Linked DNA regions of Homo sapiens: region 1 is linked to region 2. A link is a loop called in an ENCODE intact Hi-C map of the cell type or tissue named here. Cell type or tissue: HepG2. All regions are shown on one strand.

The links. Hi-C counts contacts between places; a loop is a spot of excess contacts. Peaks named below come from ENCODE experiments on the same cell type or tissue, not always from the same donor. Only the 100,000 strongest peaks of a DNase experiment are listed, where the experiment ranks them.
Region 1: a loop joins it to region 2, with 10 times the contacts of the local background. A loop is called at or near these places in 2 of 110 quality-filtered maps.

What each region holds. Positions count from the first base shown.
Region 1 is chr10:34,227,442-34,235,441 of GRCh38, reverse strand. All of the region lies in intron 22 of PARD3 (par-3 family cell polarity regulator), which reads left to right. Among named protein-coding and RNA genes, the nearest start is that of LINC02629, 330 kb to the right of the region's middle. In HepG2, no CTCF peak of the experiment used is centred here; DNase peaks (open chromatin) are centred at 2,681 and 3,691; H3K4me3 peaks cover 1,294 bases.
Region 2 is chr10:34,117,686-34,125,685 of GRCh38, reverse strand. PARD3 (par-3 family cell polarity regulator) reads left to right here. Exons shown (of 25, transcript NM_001184785.2): 24 at 5,946-6,073. Among named protein-coding and RNA genes, the nearest start is that of LINC02629, 220 kb to the right of the region's middle. In HepG2, no CTCF peak of the experiment used is centred here; DNase peaks (open chromatin) are centred at 765, 3,795 and 4,205; H3K4me3 peaks cover 864 bases.

The sequences.
Region 1 (8,000 bases), 110 kb before region 2:
TGAATGAGGTTATACAAAAAGTCAATGTGGTCGACTCTGGAAGCATGCCTAGAATCTTACCAACCTATGAGCTGATTCTCACCCAAGTCATTGTCATGTTTAGCAGCAGAATTGGGCTGACTGCAAATCTCTCCGATGCTTCAGCCCTGACATTAGCTTTTATAGTTCCAGGAAGATTTGTTGGGAATTTCAACCTAGTAATTTAAGAAGCTTTTATAGTTCTATAACATAATAATTTTACCTTTAAAAAATGAATGAAGAAAATATGGCAAAACTTAATAAATTCACATTAAGCAGGAGAAAGACCTAACTAAATTAGTAATCTGAATTGTAGAATATTTTTAAAAAATTAATAGTAACTTAATTACTGTCAGATTCATGGAGTTCCTTGGAGAAATTGCTTTGGCAAATAGATAAGGAAAATTTACAAATAGCACAAAACTTGGTAAATAAAGCAATTTCTAAAGAATCCGCCATGGACTAGTATTTTTAAGTTATTTTCTCCATAAAGTGCATGTATGTTATCAATTTGCCTTGCAAAATCATTTTTATAAGAAAGAGAGCTATTTCTGTTTTTACCAATTATTTGTGGTATTTGAAAGTCATTCATTTACAAAAACATAAGAATGATATCCATTTACTCATTCATTCATTCATTGAGCAAATATATATTGGAGGTCACTGTGCTGGGTACATAGTGGTGAGTTCAATAAAGTCCTTGCCTTTTCTAGCATGGGGGATGGGAGTTAACTAAAAAATAAAATAAATGAATAAATATTTTGTAATACATTATGATAAGAGCATAATCAAGGTGCTGAATAATTTCTTTGGGAAGATGACATTTGGCTGAGTACTGAAGGATGCAAAGAAGTCATTCATGCAGAGAAGGGAGGAAAGAGCCACCCAGGCAGAAGGGAGCTATGTGGACAAAGCAAAAGGCTGGGAGATGTTTAGCATGGGCCAGAAACTAGAAGGTAGTCAGTGTGGCTACAGTGTGTTGAGTGGTATGGGAAGAAATCAGAGAGGTATGTGGCAGATGAACCTACCGAGGCAAAGCTAAAATATGAAATTTTATTCCGGATGTCATAGGGAGCCATATAGTGTTCTTTAGATTGTGAGCATAGTCTGATTCATAATTTTGAAACATCCCAATGGCTTTTTATGAGGGAAACTGATTACAAAGTAGTTGTATCAGCCAAAGTAGTTATATCAGTAGTTATATCACAAATTGATTACAAAGTAGTTATGTATCAGTAGTTATATCAGAAATTGATTACAAAGTAGTTACGTATCAGTAGTTATATCAGAAATTGATTACAAAGTAGTTACATCAGCCAAAGTAGTTTTATCAGTAGTTGTATCAGAAATTGATTACAAAGTAGTTCTATATCAGTAGTTATATCAGAAATTGCACTAGGTACTTCAAACAGATGAGATTTAGTATAGGGGCTTGGTTACACAGGTGTTGGAAGTAGAAGAAAAAGGCAACACAGGGTAACTGGAGATAATAACTGCAGAAGGCAGCTCCCACATCACAGTGCAGAGTGTAAAGGGCCACCTTGGAGCTCAGAGACAGACAGTAGGTGAATATCCAGCACAGTGGGCAGCCTTGAGGCAGGGAAGCCTGTGTGAGGGAGCTGCTGCTGCTCCTGGGACAGAATCATGGAGGCTTGCACTAGGAGGTGGGATGGGATAGAAATAAATAGACGAGAGAGCGATTTTAAACCTAGAGCCTATAGGACCTGATGCTTATTGGGTAGGAAATAAAAAATGACTGGCAAGATTCTGACTTGAACAACTAAATATCTGGGGCACTGCTTTTTGAGATGCAGAAAGCAAGAGAAACAGGCTTAGAGCATTGTAAGTGTTGAGTTTAGAACATGCTGAGTTTGAGATGTCAAGCAAATGGTTAGATATGTGAATATGGTGGACAGAGAAGACATGTAGACTGGAGTTATGGATGTGGAAATCAACATGCAGATGGTATTTAAAACCATGGAAATGGACGATATCATCGAGGGAGAGAATGGAAGAGAGAGAAGGGCTAGTTCTGAGCCCTTGGGAATCTCCTGTGTTGAGAGATCAGTACAGAAGCGACAAGGAGCAAAGGAAACTGAGATGGGGTAGCAGGAATAATAGAAATCAAGAGAATGCAGTCCTATAGAAACCAAGACAGGAAGGAGGCAGCAGTCCACTGTTTCTAGCGGACCTAAGAGATGCTTAAGATGTAACAGAATGATGTCCATGGATTTAGCTACATGAGGATATCTGGCTACACGCCTGATGGGGTAGTAGGCTGAAGAGTTTACGGGAGGCAAGGGCACTCCATTCTGACACAGAGAGTCCAAGGGAATGTAAAGGCCAAATTGTTTCCTCAGTTCAGGGCCTACTTGGAGCTAGGCAAAAAAAAAAAAAAAAAAAAAATTAACATTTGAGGATGGGCCGGGCACGGTGGCTCAGGCCTGTAATCCCAGAGCTTTGGGAGGCTGAGACTGGAGGATTGCTGGAGGCCCAGGAGTTTGAGACCAGCCTTGGCAACATAGCGAGATCTCGTCACTACAAAAAATTAAAAAATTAGCCACACGTGATGGCATGTGCCTGTAGTCCTAGCTACTTGTGGGGCTGAGATGGGAGAATTGCATGAGCCTAGCAGTTCAAAGTTACAGTGAGCTATGATCACACCATTGCACTCCCGCTTGGGCAATACAGCAAGACTTTGTCTCTAAAAGAAAAAAGGAAAACATTTGACTATACCTGCCAGGAGGCAACAATCCTACCTACCCTTCCCAGTTACTTTCTCTATATTGTAATTTGGGGACCAAGTTCTTGTTTGTATTGCACAATATTCCTTTATGATTTTCGTGTTGAACTTTCTTCCAACATACTGTTCTATAAAAGAGGAACATTTCATTCACGTGTATAAAAGTCATCTTGTTTGAAAAATCTCAGAAGATAAGTTGTTGGGATTTTAAGTCCTGATTAAAGGTTTGCCTCTCGTGAGGTCTAAAGAGAAGCCCACATGGCCGTGTTTTACCAGGTTTCCTAAACTGTTTAGGTGTGTGCTGTGACGCTGCAGAGCAGAGATGTTACTGTGACCTTTTCAAGCTCCCCTTTCTGTCTGTCATATCCAGGTCCAGTCATCTTTACCAAATAGATAGGGTCATAAAATTGCAATTGACTGGAGTCCTTGGAAGAAACATTTTGTGAGTTTTATCAGTCCCCCAAATATCTCATATCTGGACTAATAGTATAATTTAGATATTGCTATTGAATACCTATAAGACGTGGTATCTGGTAATATTATCTCAGCAGCATTAACCTCTGACTCTGCTCTCAAACCAGGATTGGGAAAGTGAAGTATTTGCTTAATGATTGATTAATATTTGGACCTTTATTCGAGTTCTGTGAAGCGCCTAACATAGCGCTGAGTGTTTCGGCCTATTATCTCTTGGTATGTAAGTTATCTCTTAGTTTGCTTTGCTGCTATAATTAAGGAGATAAGAACAGAAAGCCTATTTCTTGGTCAAAGTGCTATTTTTATAGGAGGACAAAACATGTATTGTTTTACTTTACTATCAACAGGCCACACTGCTGATCACTAAGGTTGTGTTTAATAAGTATGTTCTCTTGGGCCAGAATGTCAAATATATCCCTAATGAGTTCAGTGACATCACTGAGCGTGCTTATGTTCCTTGCCAATAGTCGGCATTGTTGGAGCAGATGACATTAGCTGTCATCTGAGCACAGATGCGAAGGTCAGGGCGTTAACAAGCAAGAGAGCTTCAAGAGAGAAAAAAAAAAGATGAAGATTTAAAGCAAATCTGTCCATGTCAGAGAACAATGAGTGGCTGTTTAGGGGGAGTGGTAGAGACATTCAAGAGAAGACATTTGCCTCATACAAGTTTTCTGCACATCTCTGCCCTGTGGAAATTGCGTCAGTTAGAGATGGACCTGAAAGATGATCATCTGTAAGCCACAGCTGCCACTTTGAATGTCGAGGTTTGGAATATGCCATAGACAGCCCTGACATTCTAAAATTGATTGAAATTTTGTGACCTTCAGAGGTAACTAATATATTTCCAGTAGTGTGACTTCTGGAAGTAATATAGTTCAGGAACCAAAAGTTGATTCTTTGTAGTTAATGAACAAGTTCTTTTTTTTTTTTTTTTTTTTTTGCCTAAGATTATATTAATAACACTAGTGTATGTCAAAAGGAAAAAATATCTCATGTATATATTTTTTCCTGTAAGAATAGAGTATATAAAGCTATTTTAATAAATTTTGTTGAACATGTATATATATGTGGATGTCTAAAACAAATATGACAAACTGAGAAATTTTTGTGGCTAGGATGAACCTCCGCTTTTGGATACAACTGGAGTAACCTGAGTTTCAGTTGGGGTTTTCTTTTTTAAGATACAGGGTCTCGCTCTGTCACCCAGGCTGGAATGCTAGTGGTGCGATTATAGCTCACTGCAGCCTTGAACTCCTGAACTCAAGAGATCTTCCCACCTCAGTCTTCCAAGTAGCTGGGACTGTATCCTCACCCCAATGCCCAGCTATGTTTAAATTTTTTGATAAAGATGAGGTCTCATTGTGTTGCCCAGGCTGCTCTCAAACTCCTGGCCTCAAGTGATCCTCCCGCCCTAGCCTCCCAAAGCACTGGGATTATGGGCGTGAGCCACCACACCAATCCCAGCCCCTAGTTTGTTTTTTTAAGTTGCCAGTTGTACAATTTCCTCTCTGCTCTCCAAACTTGTTATTTTAGAATAGAGAGAAAAAGAGTTTCTAGCTTTCCTGGTGGTTGGTTTGCATTGAGAAGGAAAAGGCCAAAATATGACAAGACATCCTCAGTATTCAGTTGACTAAAGGAAAAATAATTTGGAGGAGGTAGAGCCAGTCCAGACCTATAGTCAGGTGACTAGTGGGAGTCGCTAGGTATGGAAAACTTTCAGTCTATTTCTTCTCTAGATATTGGCCGTATTGAGATGTCTTTGTACATTGCTTTTTGGCAAATATAGACAAAATACTTAACTTTACCAGTGTGAGTTTAGAACGGAATCTGCCTTCATGCAGAGGTCTGGAGTAGAGGTAGAAGGGGATGATGGAAGAGGCACAAAGTTCTTCCAGGTAGTACCTGCTGCTGCTGGGTGGACCAGGCCCTGGTGTGTTTCTCCCTGCTCAGGAAATCCACATGTTGAGGCTTTCCTGATTTCTGTGGCTGGGTAGGTTTATGTTCTATGGTATGTATTTATTTATTGGTTACAGTCTTTGATTTGTGGTTGCTCAATGTATTAAATAGAAACAGAAGGCCACATTGTTTCCTCAGCTCAGGGCCTCCCCAGAGCTGGGCAAGGAAAGGTTATTCATATTTGACACTAATGTATTTGCCTTTTCTGTCGCACCTCATTGCTGCCCAAGTGTATAAATGTGAACTAACGCTTCAGTATTTTTAAACTGTCCAAATGCAAATAGGAATTCGTTTGAGAGCCACATGACAAAAGCTAGATGAATAGTTCTCACTTAAGACTTTTATGTAAGAAAAGGTACTAAAATGCACAAATTGGATGAATAAAATGAAAGACATGTTTCTTTGTTGCATCAGCACTTCACTCATTCTCTCCTTTGGTTATTTGTTTGCTTGTTCATTCATTGCCCAGTAACAAAAACAACAAAAATTGATTAGGTGTACTGAAAACATAAGAAATATGAGGCAGAACAGAGTTTGTGACCTGGAGTTTTTGAGCAGGTTGAACACACACACACACACACACACACACGCACCCTCAACTAGAGAAGAATTATGATGGGACGTATGAACAAGAGCAAAATGATAGTATTAAAGAGGCATATTTAGGCATAACAGTTGTGGAATGTATTTAAAAAGAAGAGTTGGGGCCAGATGTGGCTCACACCTGTAATCCTAGCGCTTTGGGAGGTCAGGGTAGGAGAATCACTCAATGTCAGAAGTTCAGAGACCAGCCTGGGTCACATAGCAAGACCCTATCACTAGAATAAAATTCTACACTACAATAAAAATTCTAAAATTCTAAAATTAGCTGCGCATAGTGGTACACACCTGTAGTCCCAGCTTACTCAGGAGGCCAAGGTGGGAGAATTGCTTGAGCCCAGGAGTTCAAGGCTGCAGTGAGCTGTGATCATGCCACTGTACTCCAGCCTGGGTGACAGAGCAAGGTTCTGTCTCTAAATAAAATAAGGAGGAGGAAAATTTTTTAAGCTGTATTTGGAGGAGAGGCATCTCATGCAGAAGCAGTCATATAGCTGATGCTGAGAAGCTGGGCTTGGTGATCCCATTGGCTAGGCGTGTGGCTGTTGTGAGGACTGAGTCAAAGGGACAGGGGACCCAGTTGCTGGAGGTTTGGAGGCTGAAGGAAATGATAAGGAAACACTGTTATGATGTCCTCATCAGCCCTCTACTCAGGAGAAACAGAGATCAGGGCCATGGAGTAACTTGGATATAAAGAGGAAAGAAGTGTGATCTCAGACGAGGTGTGGTGACTACAGGAATAAAAAGCAAAAAAGAGAGAAGCTTCAATATAATCCCAGAGTTACCTGCCTCAGAAACACACGTGCGTAATAAAGGGACAGATGAAGAGAGTTTCACATGGTGGAGGGGATGTCTCAGCTTGCATTTGGGAGCACAGGGTCTGTTTTTTCATTTAAGTAATTTTGTTGAACACGATTCAGCTCCTGTGCTGCTTAAAATCCCATATCTTCCTCTGCCATTTTCATCCTAACCAATACTTTATACCAGCTTTATTGAAGTATAATGTTCATATCATATAATTCACCCGTTTAAAGTGTACAAGTCTATAATTTTTAGTAAATTCATAGAGTTGTGCAACTGTCACCACAATCTAGTCTTTTAACATTTCTATCCACAAAAATCCCAGCAGTGTTCTCACCCCAGCTTATCTGCTTCTGTGGATTTGCTTCTTCTAGACATTTCATATAAATGGAACCGTTAATATGTATAATTTTTTGCATGTAGATTCTTTTTTATTTTTCTTCCAGCTTTTATGTTTTGGTTCGGGGGTACACGTGGAAGTTTGTTACATGGGCAAATTGCATGTCATGGGGGCTTGGTGTACACATTACTTTGGCATCCGGGTAGTGAGCATAGTAGTGGTTACGTGGTTTTTCAGTCCTTACCCTCCTCCCTCCAGTAAGCCCCGGTGTCTATTGTTCCCTCTTTGTGTCCATGTGTACTCAATGTTTAGCTCCCACTTATAATTGAGAACGTACAGTATTTGATTTTCTGTTCCCACATTCATTTCCTTAGGATAATGGCAGCTCCATCTGTGTTGCTGTAAAGGACAGGATCTCATTCCTTTTTATGGCTGCCTAGTATTGCATGGTGTATATGTGCCACATTTTCTTTATTCAGTCCACCATTGGTGGGCAACTAGGCTGGTTCCATTATCTTTGCTATTGTAAATAGTGCTATGATAAACATAGGCGTGCATGTGTCTTTATGGTAGAATGATTTATATTCCTTTGGGTATATAAATTTTATATATACATATATATTCCCAGTATATATATATATATATATATATATATAAAAAATAATTCCCATTACTGGGAATATATATATATATTCCCAGTAATGGGATTGCTGAGTTGAATGGTAGCTCTAAGTTCTTTGAGAAATCTCCAAACTGCTTTCCACCAGTGGCTGAAATAATTTACATTCCTTCCAGCAGTTTGTAAGCATTCCCTTTTCTCCACAACCTCACCAACATCTGTTATTTTTTTATTATGTATGTATTTATTTATTTAGAGACAGAGTTTCGCTCTTGTTGCCCAGGCTGGCGTGCAATGGCGCAATCTCGGCTCACTGCAACCTCTGCCTCCCGGGTTCAAGCGCTTCTCTTGCCTCAGCCTCCTGAGTAGCTGGGATTACAGGCATGTACCACCATGTCCAGCTTATTTTTTTGTATTTTTAGTAGAGATGGGGTTTCCCCATGTTGATCAGG
Region 2 (8,000 bases):
TTTTCTCCCTTTTCCTGTTTCAGACTTTAATAGCTCTCCCTGCCCTCTTAGGGCTCTGCCTGCTTTAATTGGCAAGGCAGTCATAGCACACAGCCACTCTGTACCACTAGATTGCCTCCCTGTGCCTGGGCAATTTCAGAAAATGGTGGTTTTCCTTTCGTTTCCATCTTTTTTAAGACTTAAAAAGTATCTGCTCTCATTTTCTCCTAGCGGCCTCCATGCCTTGACTCAAAAAATGCTGCCTTAGTTGACAGCCTTGAAATGAGTATGACCCTAGCTCTAGTTGGGTGGAAATCACCTCGCATAGAAATAGACCTGGAGGGCCGGGCACGGTGGCTCACTCCTATAATCCCAGCACTTTGGGAGGCCCAGGTGGGTGGATCCCGAGGTCAGGAGTTCAAGACCAGCCTGGCCAACATGGTGAAACCCCGTCTCTACTAAAAATACAAAAATTAGCCGGGCGTGGTGGCAGGTGCCTGTAATCCCAGCTACTCAGGAGGCTGAGGCAGGAGAATCACTTGAACCCAGGAGGCTAAGGTGGCAGTGAGCCAAGATCACGCCATTGCACTCTAACTTGGCGACAAGAGCAAGACTCCGTCTCAAAAAAAAAAAAAGAAAGAAATAGACCTGGAGATAAGCCATCTGCAGAGAGGTGCCCATCACACATGGAGAGAGCCTCTGTACTGTCGCAAAGTCAGCACTTTATTCTGCCCTGTGACCTGTCCCTCAGCCAAAGGCTCTGTGACTCATGGCCATGCTATGCTCAGAAGCCCTGTGTGGTAGGAACTCCTGAAGCTACCTTGGGTTGCCATTAGCCCAGATACTAAAGTGCCTGGCTTGTTTTGTAGAGCAACCTTTTTATTTTCAGTGTTCCTATTGCTTAAGATGGGGGCGGGGATAAAAGATCTAAGCACTGGTGTGAAAGATGAGGTGAAGACAAATACAATTAAGACCAAAACATTCATTTCTAAAAACTTCATGAGGGAAACGGGTGTGCTTTGCAGTCTTTTCAGCCATTACTCACATCCTTAGGAGCAATTAAGCTTTTCAACATTCAAGACCCACAAGAGTTCAGTCAATAGTTACATAATTATGGCATGTGTGGGTGGGTGCGGAAGGCTGGGAAGGCACGATGGGTAGACAAAAGTTAACGTTGTTTTGATTAAAGGTTGTACATAAGTCTACTGAAGAAAATAATTACCAATATTAGCACTGGCCACTTTTCAACAGAGTCAACAGTTGACACTCTTCACATGATTTAATGGCATAAAAATGATTTCTGCTCCCTACCAAATCTTTAAATTGCTACTCTTATCAGAATATGGAATTCCTATTAGGGTCACAGCTCATGTGAATTGCTAAAGTAAGGATTGTGAATCTCAAGGGAATGCCATTAGTCTTTTTGTCATCAGCATCATTCTCACCATCATCTTCATCACAGGTTTTCATCCAAAGTGCCTGAATGTTTTGTATTTTACTTTTTGTTTTCTATATGTGCCCTTGGACATACAAAATTTTGCAGATTTTTATCATTCATAATTTAAGGAGAAAATCTGCTCAAAGTGATCCTTTATAAAAATATTACATATGTGTGTGGATATATATATACACGTGCACACCCACACATACTTACACACTATTTTCCTTATCTATAAGAAGAAAAGTGATAGATTATTTGAAATTATTGAATATTCTATGTATATGTTAATATAACAATGATTTTATTTCATAAGTGGCAGCACACTCGCATATTAAGCTGTCAAAGTCTTACAGTATTACCTAGTTCTAATTAGTACTGAAACTTTGTACTGTGGATATTCATGTTTGTTCTTTACTCTGTTAACTGTCTATTAAATATTTCGTTTTGTATTTTCATTTTTTTCTATTTTTATTTTGAAGCAATGATTTTATTTAATTAAGAGAAATGCTTAAAGACTTAATTCATAAAACACCGTATGAGACCATTACAAGCATGTAATCTCCAGCACTTTGGGAGGCAAAGGTGGGAGGATCACTTGAGAGCAGGAGTTCAAGACCAGCCTGGGCAACACAGCAAGACCCTGCCTCTACAAAAATTAAAAAGAAAAAAAAAATTAACCAGGCATGGTGGTGCATACCTGTAGTCCTGGCTACTGAGGACAGCTTGAGCCCAGGAGTTTGAGGCTGCAGTGAGCTGTAATTGTGCCACTGTACTCCAGCCTTGGCAACAGAGCAAGATTCTGACTCTAAAATAAAAACAAAATGTTTAAAAAAAAAACTGTGGAAAATATTTTTTTATATTTTACCCTACTAAATGATACCAACATTGTATAGCTTCCTCAAGCTTGAATTATTATCCCTTTATAATCTATGAGAAAGACAAGTACTTTGTAGTCCACTTACAAAAAAAAATACATATTTTTCACTTGTGGTTTTAAACATAGGCCATGAAGAGATTTACATATCATGGCTCTCCAGCATCCTGTGTAATATATACTCGTGTGTTTATTTCCATCTTACAATCTCTATTGTTATTATGGCTCTGGCAGCCATGTTTTTTTTTTATTTAAAAGGTCATTGCTTGTAACCAATTTCATCACAGGGTTATTTGTAATTTGCACTGTTAGAACAGAGCTTCGCCTTGTTCTCTGGTGAATCTCCAGAGTTATTACAGTTATGCCTGCGCAGGTATTTCCCTATGTGGGTGTTACTTTGTCGCTGCAGTTGTTGATGATATTTTATTTGAAAACATACACTTCTCTGTGAGGTTACAAATTACCTCTTTTCTTCACTTTATTTTTGTGCTTGGACTCAGATACATTATTTTGTTCATGCCATAGGGATTGAAGCCACAGTGTGTAAAATTCCAGATTGCCATTGTAATACTGTTCATCCAGTTTTTGTTTTTAAGAGGTCTTCATTTAAATTGTGAATTAGAGGGGTGATTTTTATTCAGGTCAAGTGTCAAACTTGCCGGGATGAACTTATTTAGTTGTTGCTCTGGGCTGGTCATGTATGCAATCTTCCTTGAAATATGTGACCTGTTAGAGGGTTTTATCTTAAAGGTAAGAGTGATTCTGTTTAGTAACCCACCCTTTTGCAAGTTCTAAAAAGAGAAATGGAGTAAACTATTAATGGTGAAGCCAATGTTTATGTTTCTTCCTGGTGAGCATGATAGTATGAAATATGTCAGTTTGCTGATCCCAAACTCATTCACTCCTTTTAAGTTTTCAGACCCCATATGCTGATAATGTCATCATTGGAATGTATCCAGATCCAACTAGATACTTGTAGCTGATAAAGTTTGAGGCGAACAGTGTCAGAAAACACACAGCAGAGAAAACAAGTCCTTCAACTTCTTTTTTCTCTGTCAGAAGCAAATTTTCAGGCCTATGGGAGAAACAACTTAAAAATACACCTGAAATTTCTACAAGACCTTGCAATTTCCCTTCACATCTCCACAAGCAGCTTGTCACAGAACAGCACGAGCTTAAAAAGCTGGTTACTAAATCCTGCTGCAGAATGCCAGATCTTTCAAGACTGTTTGACACATGCATATAGTTTACACTGAGTGAAAAGGAAAGGAAAATGTGGTTCTTTTGAGGGTGTAAAGGAAATGGTGTAGTGTTTTCTTTCTGTCCAGTGGTTTATCTCAAGCTTCCCATTGCTCACCGTGACAAGAAAACAGCTCAGTTTCCTTTTTGGCCAGCCTCATCAAGTGTAATGGAAGAAAATGTCTGTCTCTTTTAATGCAGTTGATGAACAATTGTTTGCATAAGCAGAACTCGCTCAGCGAAGTGTTTTTCTTGCTGAAGGCCTCACTGATGTGTTATTTGAACGGTGTTGTGAAGCGGGTCTCTGAATACACATTTGTTCCAGTGAGTGTGGTTATAAAGCCCCTAGTAGAGACTGGGGTATTGTAAAGCCTAATCTCCTCACACATTATTTTTGTATCGGGATATTTTTAATATGCTCACTAACTAAGCCCATATGCTTTGAAATGTTTGTCCTGTATATTGCTTCATTACTGCTTATCAACAAGTAAGGTTGTGCTGGCTTTGCAGAAAGAGAACAATAGATGATGCTTGATTTCTTTCTGTGCTGGCCAAAGCCAACCATAGGAGCCATTCTTTTGGTAACAAGGCTACCTGTTATCTTACAGCTCGCCAAATGAATGTTCAGACTCTGTTGTTTTAGAAAATCATTATCAGGGCAAAGTCTACCATTAGCTTTCAACTCTAAAAGAAAATCAATAACTTGTTTCAAACAGACATTCCTCACTCAGACTATGCCTGTTGCACAACGTTGCATAACAGAGGGGGAACTGAGGGTGGCGAGTACTGAAAAGGATCACTTAAGGGGCCTACTGCTGATGCTGTGACAAACCATTGGGATGTTTCATAAATGTAGAGGCACCATTGTATATTTTGAGCACAGCTACTTTTATTTCAAAAGGCCAGATCTAGAAGGTAAGGTAACCATTGTCAGTGAGAAATTGAAGCATCCCAGAAACCTGATCTATACCATGCGGTATACACGTTCAGTAATCTGATTTCGGTGAGAAGCACCAATCACCAGATGACTTGCTGACCAAAGTATGTTTTTTCTTTTCTTTCTTTTCGTTTTTCCTTTTTTTTTTTTCTTTTTTTGAGACAGGGTCTTGCACCATCACCCAGGCTGGAGTGCAATGGCACGGTCATGGCTTACTGCAGCCTCAATCTCCTAGGCTCAAGCGGTCCTCCTGTCTCAGCTTCCCAAGTAGCTGGGATCACAGACATGTGCCACTGCACCTGACTAATTTTTAAAATTTTTTTGTGGAGACAGGGTCTCACTGTGGTGCCCAGGCTGGTCTTGAACTCCTGAAATGGAGTGCTAACCAAAGTATTTAGTTAGAAGGATTGAAGTGTTCTCTATAGGGGATGATTAACTTAGGTAAATTGCCATTTCCTAATAACTAAGGTAAAATGCATTACCTAATAACCAATTTAAGTAGCGAGTAGCTTTTGGGTTTGTTCTTTTGATAGGCATTTCTGTTCCCTGTTTGGCTGCCATCTGTGGATTGCAGGAGACCTGTTGGTACCTAGTTTAAACTAATCTTGGCTTAAAATTTCACTGTCATCCTGTACTAGAAAGGGAATCAGCTATACTGTATCCTGCTGTAAAACTAAAATATATACCTACCCCCCAAAATTCATCAACATGGCCACCTCACAGGTGTGCACTCCTGGACTTTCCCTCTTTTGAGAGTTGTAGCAAATTTTTATTTATTTATTTATTTTTGGCATTAACATCTTCTAGTTTTTGGAAGAGCCTCATTCTTATTGTATCTGCTCTGTGTATTCTGGAGAGAGGTAAATGGTGTCTTATGTCAGCATTTACCAAGCCTCATTATAAAGACTAGACGCTGGGTTTAGTGGCTTACACCTGTAATCTCAGCACTTTGGGAGGCTGAGGCAGGATTGCTTGAGGCCAGGACAACATAGGGAAACCCCATCTCTACCAAAAAAAAAAAAAAAAAAAAAATTAGCCAGGCATGGTGGCCTGTGCTTGTAATCCCGGTTACTCGGGAGACTGAGGTGGGAGGATCACTTGAACCCAGGAGTTCAAGGCTGCAGTGAGCCATGATTGCACTACTGCACTCCTGCTTGGGTGACAGAGTGAGATCCCATCTCTAAAAAAAAAAAAAAAAAAAAAAAAAAAAATTAAAGAAGACTAGAAAGTTTGATCTCTTCAATTTAAACCACATGCCAAAGCCAAAATCACAGTTTAAGAAAATTGAGTGTTTATGGGCTCATAAGAGCAAATATATGTATGCCACTTTTCTCAAAGAAACGATTTTGAAAAACAAATCACAGAATTTTCAAAATTTTCAAAGTCAATTCATAAGAATCGAAATGGAGTCAACCAGTTGTGTGATCTGTACAGAACTTTCTGGTTAACGATGTGCTTGTATTTTCCTCTTCCAGCCGAACGCACGGCCGGCGACGCAGAGCGGGCGACACTCGGTGTCCGTGGAGGTGCAGATGCAGCGGCAGCGGCAGGAGGAGCGCGAGAGCTCCCAGCAGGCCCAGCGCCAGTACAGCTCTCTGCCTCGGTATGAGGACGCTTGGCCGAGCCTCCAGATCCCCCCGGCCCTTTAAGATCCCCCGCCCTTTAGGAACGCGCTCCTTCCCAAGTCACTGGGGCCTCTCCAGCTTGCCCCTGGTAGCAACAGAGGAACCAATAAATGTCCCGTGGCTACTGTTCCTTAGCGTGGGGGGCTGTCGTACTGCGAGGCCAGGGGAAATGCCCATTGCAGGAGATGCCAGTATTTTCACCCACAAGCTCCCTAAAAAAGTGAAGCGACTCGTGTACTGGCTTCTTAGTATTGGCTCTCCTGCTTCCTGTGTGGACAAGACAGTATCTTCATCTGAAAAATGGGAAGATAACCCTTATTTGGCTTAGCACATATGGTTATTAGAATAAATGATACTTCATAAATCCAGAGCTCCATAAAAGGATCGAGAGTCAGTGCTGCATACGCCGTGGTTGTGTGGGATCCATGGTCCCAAACCTCACTCTCTTACTGTCCCATCATCACTGCTCTCACCCATGTTTAACTTTAGAGGGTCTCAGGGATGTTGAGCTTGTTAGCTGGGAACCAAGCAAGAAACCCTTACTTGCCTGCTCCCCAGGGGAGACGCCTTGGCCCAGTTCTCCGACAAAGGCCTGCAAGGGTCTCAGGGTGACTGAGTGCCAGTACATTGAAATAGTAACTATTTTTCCATCAAAGTTTTTCTTCCAGGCATAGTAAAGAATAAAAATGTTGAAAAACATTCAGCTTTTTAAACTTCCCAAAACAGGTGACTCCTGTAGTCACAATTCTTATAGGCATTTGTTGCTGTATTTCAAAATCAGGTGACAAAGACATATTTTAAGTGGGAAAAGATTCATTTGCCATGTTGATATCAGGTAGACTTTTGACTTTGAGCAAAACAGTTTTAGGGAGTTAGGAGACAAATGCTTATCTTGACTGACCAGTGTAGAGTGATCTTGATCAATTTCTAATAAAGATGAGTCCTGGCCAGGCACGGTGGCTCAGGTCTGTAATCCCAGCACTTTGGGAGGCTGAGGCAGGCAGATCATTTGAGCCCAGGAGTTCGAGACCAGCCTGGGCAACATGGCAAAACACTATCTCCATAAAAAAATACAAAAATTAGCTGGGCTTGGTGGCACATGCCTGTAATCCCAGCTCCATGGGAGGCTGAGATGGGAGGATCGCTTGAGCCTGGGAAGCAGAGGTTACAGTGAGCTGAGATCACACCACTGCACTTGCCTGGGTGACAGAGCAAGACCCTGTTTCGAAAAGATGAATTTCTTTACATGTTAAATAATCACTGTAACAACCACAACGGACTTCACCACATGGATACAGGTCAGCCAAGGGGACATGGATGTGAATGAGTCTCCATGGGGATAAGTGCCATCTATTGTAGCAGTTTATTCATTCAGTTGTTCTTTTTCAATCCATAAGGCTATATAAAACCCCTTTGAGTACTAAATTATTTTTTCCTTTAAAGAGGAGAATTGCCAGGTTCTTTAGCCTGCTGTAGGTAAGAGTCATTAAAGTTTTGGTCTTTATAGGACCTTTGAGATAATCTTATCTTACAAGGAAACAGCTCAGAGTAAGTAAATTTCCCCCAGCTCACACAGCTAGCAAGTCATTTTGCCAGCATTCAAACCTGAATCTGCCCATGCCCTAAACCATGATTTTATAAGGCCCGTTGCTATCAAGGGCTTCTGTTCCCAAATTTTTTGAGACAGAGTCTTGTTCTGTTGCCCCGGCTGGAGTGCAGTGGCGCGACCTTGGCTCACTGCAACCTCCACCTCCCAGACTCAAGCAATTCTCATGCCTTAGCCTCCCAAATAGCTGGGGTTACAGGCGTGCGCCACCTCGCCTGGCTAATTTTTGTATCTTTAGTAGAGAAGGGGTTTGCCATGTTGTCCAGGCTGGTTTCGAACCCCTGGCCTCAAGTGATCTG